Linked DNA regions of Homo sapiens: region 1 is linked to region 2. Evidence: chromatin loops called from intact Hi-C (ENCODE). Cell type or tissue: heart left ventricle. All regions are shown on one strand. Links, peaks and the distances in the headings refer to the core of each region. The heading gives the core; the rest is flanking DNA.

Region 1 (2,916 bases), core at 193-2,692, 210 kb before region 2:
AAATATGTTTAAGTTCCTCATAAATTCTGGATATTAGACCTTTGTCAGATGGGTAGATTGCAAAAATATTCTCCCATTCTGTAGGTTGCCTGTTCACTCTGATGATAGTTTCTTTTGCTGTGCAGAAGCGCTTTAGTTTAATTGGATCCCATTTGTCAGTTATGGCTTTCGTTGCAATTGCTTTTGGAGTTTTAGTCATGAAGTCTTTGCCCATGCCTATGTCCTGAATGATATTGGCTAGGTTTTCTTCTAGGGTTTTTATGGTTTTGGGTTTCATATTTAAGTCTTTAATCCATCTTGAGTTAATGTTTGTATAGGGTGTAAGGAAGGGGTCCAGTTTCAGTTTTCTCCATATGGCTAGCCAGTTTTCCCAGCACCATTTACTGAATAGGAGATCCTTTCCCATTGCTTGTTTTTGTCAGGTTTGTCAAAGATCAGATGGTGATGTGTGGTGTTATTTCTGAGGTCTCTGTTCTGCTCCCTTGGTCTATATGTCTGTTTTGGTACCAGTACCATGCTGTTTTGGTTACTGTAGCCTTGTAGCATAGTTTGAAGTCAGGTAGCATGATGCCTCCAGCTTTGTTCTTTCTGTTTAGGATTGTCTTGGCTATACGGGGTCTTCTTTGATTCCATATAAAATTTAAAGTAGTTTTTTCAAATTCTGTGAAGAATGTCAATAGTAGTTTTGTGGGAATAGCATTGAATCTATAAATTACTTTGGGATCTATGGCCATTTTCACGATATTGATTCTTCCTATCCGTGAGCATGGAATGTTTTTCCATTCGTTTGTGTCCTCTCTTATTTCCTTGAGCAGAGGTTTGTAGTTCTCCTTGAAGAGGTCCTCACATCCCTTGTTAGCTGTATTCCTAGATATTTTATTATCTTTGTAGTGATTGTGAATGAGAGTTCCTTCATGATTTGGCTCTTTGCTTGCCTGTTGTTGGTGTAAAGGAATGCTTGTGACTTTTGCGCATTGGTTTTGTATCCTGCAACTTTGCTGAAGTGGCTTATCAGTTCAAGAAGCTTTTGGGCTGAGATGATGGGGTTTTCTAATATATAAAATCATGCCATCTGCAAACAGAGACAACTTGACTTCCTCTCTTCCTATTTGAATACCCTTTATTTCTCTCTCTTGCCTGATTTTACTGGCCAGAACTTCCAATACTATATTGAATAGGAGTGGTGAGAGAGGACATTCTTATCTTGTACCAGTTTTCAAAGGGAATGCTTCTAGCTTTTGCCCAGTCAATATGATATTGGCTGTGGGTTTGTCATAAATAGCCCTTATTATTTTGAGATATGTTCCATCAATACCTAGTTTATTGAGAGTTTTTAACATGAAGCGATGTTGAATCTTATCAAAGGTCTTTTCTGCATCTATTGATGCAGGGGTTTTGTCTTTAGTTCTGTTTATGTGATGGATTACATTTATTGATTTGCACATGTTGAACCAGCCTTGCGTCCCAGGGATGAAGCCAACTTGACTGGGGTGGATAAGTTTTTTGATGTGCTACTGGATTTGGTTTGCCAATATCTTATTGAGGATTTTCGCATTGATGTTCATCAGGGATATTGGCCTGAAGTTTTCTTTTTTTATTGTGTCTTTTCCTGGTTTGGTATCAGGATGATGCTTGCTTCATAAAATGAGTTAGGGAGGAGTCCTTCCCTTTCAGTTGTTTGGAATAGTTTCAGGATGAATGGTATCAGCTCCTCTTTGTATTTCTAGTAAAATTCAGCTGTGAATCCATCTGATCCTGGGCTTTTTTGGGTTGGTAGGCTATTAATTACTGCCTCAATTTCAGAGCTTGTTATTGGTCTATTCAGGGATTTGACTTCTTCCTGGTTTAGTCTTGGTAGGGTGTATGCGTGCAGAAATTTATCTATTTCGTCTAGATTTTCTAGTTCATTTGCATAGAGGTGTTTATAGTATTCTCTGATTGTATTTCTGTGGGGTTAGTGGTGATATCCCCTTTATCATTTTTTATTGTGTCTATTTGATTCTTCTCTCTCTCTTCTTTATTAGTCTAGCTAGTGGCCTATTTTGTTAATTTTTTTTTTTGGTTGTGAATTTCTTTTATTTATTTATTTATTATTATACTTTAAGTTTTAGGGTACGTGTGCACAATGTGCAGGTTTGTTACATATGTATACATGTGCCATGTTGGTGTGCTGCACCCATTAACTCGTTATTTAGCATTAGGTATATCTCCTAATGCTATCCCTCCCCCCTCCCCCCACCCCACAACAGTCCCCGGAGTTTTTTCAAAAAACCAGCTCCTGGATTTGTTGACTTTTTTTTTTAGGGTTTTTTCATGTCGCTATCTCCTTCAGTTAATCTCTGATCTTAGTTATTTCTTGCCTTCTGCTAGGTTTTCATTTAGTTTGCTCTTGCCTCTCTAGCTCTCTTAATTGTGATGTTAGTGTATTGATTTCAGACCTTTCTAGCTTTCTGATGTGGGCATTTAGTGCTATAAATTTCCCTCTTAACACTGCTTTAGCTGTGTCCCAGAGATTCTGGTACGTTGTCTCTTTGTTCTGATTGGTTTCAGAGAACTTCTTGATTTTTTCCTTAATTTCATTATTCACCCAGGAGTCATTCAGGAGCAGGTTGTTCAATTTCCATGAAATTGTGTGGTTTTGAGTGAGTTTCTGAATCCTGAGTTCTAATTTGATTGCACCATGGTCTGAGAGACTGTTTGTTATTATTTCTGTTCTTTTGCATTTGCTGAGGAGTGTTTTACTTCCAATTATGTGGTCAATTTTAGAATAAGTGCCATGTGGCACTGAGAAGAATGTATATTCTGTTGATTTGTGGTAGAGAGTTCTGTAGACGTCTACTAGGTCCACTTGACCCAGAGCTGAGTTCAAGTCCTAAATATCCTTGTTAATTTTCTGTCTGGTTGATCTGTCTAATA
Region 2 (2,916 bases), core at 316-2,815:
TCTTGGAGTTAACAGTATAGTAAAAAACAGGTGTTGAACAAATACATTTGTACTTAGAAATTTTGGTGAATGCTGTAAAGGAAAAGAAGAGGGAACTGGATTTACACTGGGAGTCAGGGGAGGCTTCTTAGAGGCAAGATTAGTGGAAGTTAGCTAGGTGGAAAAGGAAGAGAATTCAAAGAACAGGTGAAACAGTTAAAGCTTAGTGTAAGAGGGATTGTGACTTGATATGAGGTTGCAGAGGTAAACAGAAGCCAGACTATGCAGAGGGCCTACGTGAGGTTTGGTTTAACGAGGTTAAGGATTTTAAGTCTATTGGGGAAGGCCATGAAGAGTTTTAATCGGGTTAATTACTGGATCAGATCTGTCTTTTGTAAAGATCACTTTGGCTTGGAAGGGGCCAGAGATACCAATCACAATTCTGTTCATTTCTGTGGTTTATTGGCCTGGTTTTAGACACTTTTTTACTAAGCCAAGTCACTCAGAACTTTTCCTGGGTCCTCCATGCCCAGAGGTTGAATAATTTGTTTTCTCTTCAGTTGCTGAAGCTGTGAGATACAAAACTCTGGAACTGTTAATGGCCTTGTTTCTTGCCCTGTGGGCTAGATAAGCCAGGGCTTCTAGAACAAAGAGTGCAAAGAAGCAGATGCACAGAGTCCTGACTGTATTTGAGTTCCTTTGTCCATGGTCCTGAGATTGGGTTCCAGAGACATCCTAGTTACCTTTGTCATAAGTCCTCCTTTTTGCGTAAACTGTTAGAATTGTATTTGTGGTACTTGTCAACCAGCAAACTGAGTCCTCTCATAGATCAAGTAATTTGCTCAAGGTCACATGGCTAATAGAAATGGAGGTGGAATTTGAGCACAGATATGTGTGATTTCAAAGTCCCATTTTTTTCCTACTCCCTTATGCTGCAAAGGTACCATTTCTTAAACTAAAGGTCCTAAAGAAATTCTAAGTAGGTGGGTTTTGGGTGTGATGACATCTGTTGGATGATGATGACAGCAAAGTTTTTTTGTTTTTTTGTTTTTTTAATTTGGTGTGCTTGATAGTAGTTAGTCCAGCATGTAGCCATTCTTTATTCCTAACCTAGCCAGGTCTACTCCAATAAAGTTACATTGACTAACTTATTTGAAAAGAAGAAAAGCTTATGTGTCAGGGCATGGAATAACTTGTTTGATTCCTTTACCAAAAAAGTCAAGTGTGTTATGTTTTCACCTTATGCTACAAAAGTAAGTTTGTTTTCTAGTTGTTTTAATAGGGACATCTTGCTAAATTTGTTAAATTTGCTAAATTTTTATAACATGCATGTGCTACAGGTTATGCCAGAGAATTGTGAAAGGGTTAAACGAAAAGGGAGGAACAGTGAAGCATTTTATATTTTAGTCGAGGATGAAGACTAGCACTCACTTCTTAAAATTATTTTTATAGATTTAGAGGGTACACGTACAGTTTAGTTACATGGATATATTGCATAGTGGCAAAGCCTGGCTTTTTAGTATAGTGTACATTGTACCCATTAAGTAATTTCTCACCCCTCACCCACCATCTATCCTTCCACTCTTCAGAGTCTCCATTATCTATTATTCCACTCTTTATGTCCATGTATACAAATTATTTAGCTCCCACTTATAAATGAGAAAATATGGTATTTGACTTTCTGTTTCTGAGTTAGTTCACTTAGGATAATGGCCTCTGGTTCCATCCATGTTGCTGCAAAAGAGATTATTTCATTCTTTTTAATGGCTGAGTAGTATTTCATTGTTTGCATTTAAATTTTCTTTAATTATCCATTGATGGACACTTAGGTTGATTCCATATCTTTGCTATTTTGAATAGTGGCACTGATTTTTTTTTAAACCAAAATAAAAGCCCTGTGTGGTACATCATAATACACAACTACAAATTTATCAATTTTGTTATTTTCAAGGAATCTTCATTTAGTTTCATTGTTTTTTTCTCTTGATTTCCTGTTTTCAATTTCATAGATTTCTGCCTTAATTATTCCATGGTGTATATGTGCCACATTTGCTTAATCCAGTCTGTCATTGATGGACATTTGGGTTGGTTCCAAGTCTTTGCTATTGTGAATGGTGTCGCAATAAACATACGTGTGCATTTGTCTTTATAGTAGCATGATTTGTAATCCTTTGGGTATATACCCAGTAATGGGATTGCTGAGTCAAATGGTAATTCTAGTTCTAGATCCTTGAGGAATCGCCACACTGTCTTCCACAATGGTTGAACTAATTTACACTCCCACCAACAGTGTAAAAGCGTTCCTATTTCTCCACATTCTCTCCAGCATCTGTTGTTTCCTGACTTTTTAATGATTGTCATTCTAACTGGCGTGAGATGATATCTCATTGTGGTTTTGATTTGCATTTCTTTAGTGACCAGTGGTGATGAGCATTTTTTCATGTGTCTGTTGGCTGCATAGACGTCTTCTTTTGAGAAGTGTCTGTTCATATCCTTTGGCCACTTTTTGATGGAGTTGTTTGTTTTTTTCTTGTAAATTTGTTTGAGTTCTTTGTAGATTCTGAATATTAGCCCTTTGTCAGAAGGGTAGATTGCAAAAATTTTCTCCCATTCTGTAGGTTGCCTGTTCGCTCTGATGGTAGTTTCTTTTGCAGTGCAGAAGCTCTTTAGTTTAATTAGATCCCATTTGTCTTATTTTGGCTTTTGTTGCCATTGCTTTTGGTGTATTAGTCATGAAGTCCTTGCCCATGCCCGTGTCCTGAATGGTATTGCCTAGGTTTTCTTCTAGGGTTTTTATGGTTTTATAGATCCTTCTACTTTTCTAATACAGACTTCATGATATTTTCAACTTAAAATAGGTTTATTGGGATACAACCCCGTTATAAACTGCGGACCGTCTGTATATATACTTGGTGCCATAAATTTCCCTCCAAGCAC

What was found. Hi-C counts contacts between places; a loop is a spot of excess contacts. Peaks named below come from ENCODE experiments on the same cell type or tissue, not always from the same donor. Only the 100,000 strongest peaks of a DNase experiment are listed, where the experiment ranks them.
Region 1: it touches region 2 in a loop (5-fold over the local background); 90 of 110 quality-filtered maps call a loop at or near these places.

The regions. Positions count from the first base shown.
Region 1 is chr6:110,381,161-110,384,076 of GRCh38, reverse strand. No RefSeq gene overlaps it. Among named protein-coding and RNA genes, the nearest start is that of METTL24, 24 kb to the right of the region's middle. In heart left ventricle, for the core only: no CTCF peak of the experiment used is centred there; no DNase peak of the experiment used is centred there.
Region 2 is chr6:110,171,429-110,174,344 of GRCh38, reverse strand. The region is part of intron 2 of WASF1 (WASP family member 1); the gene reads left to right. Among named protein-coding and RNA genes, the nearest start is that of WASF1, 6.8 kb to the left of the region's middle. In heart left ventricle, for the core only: no CTCF peak of the experiment used is centred there; no DNase peak of the experiment used is centred there.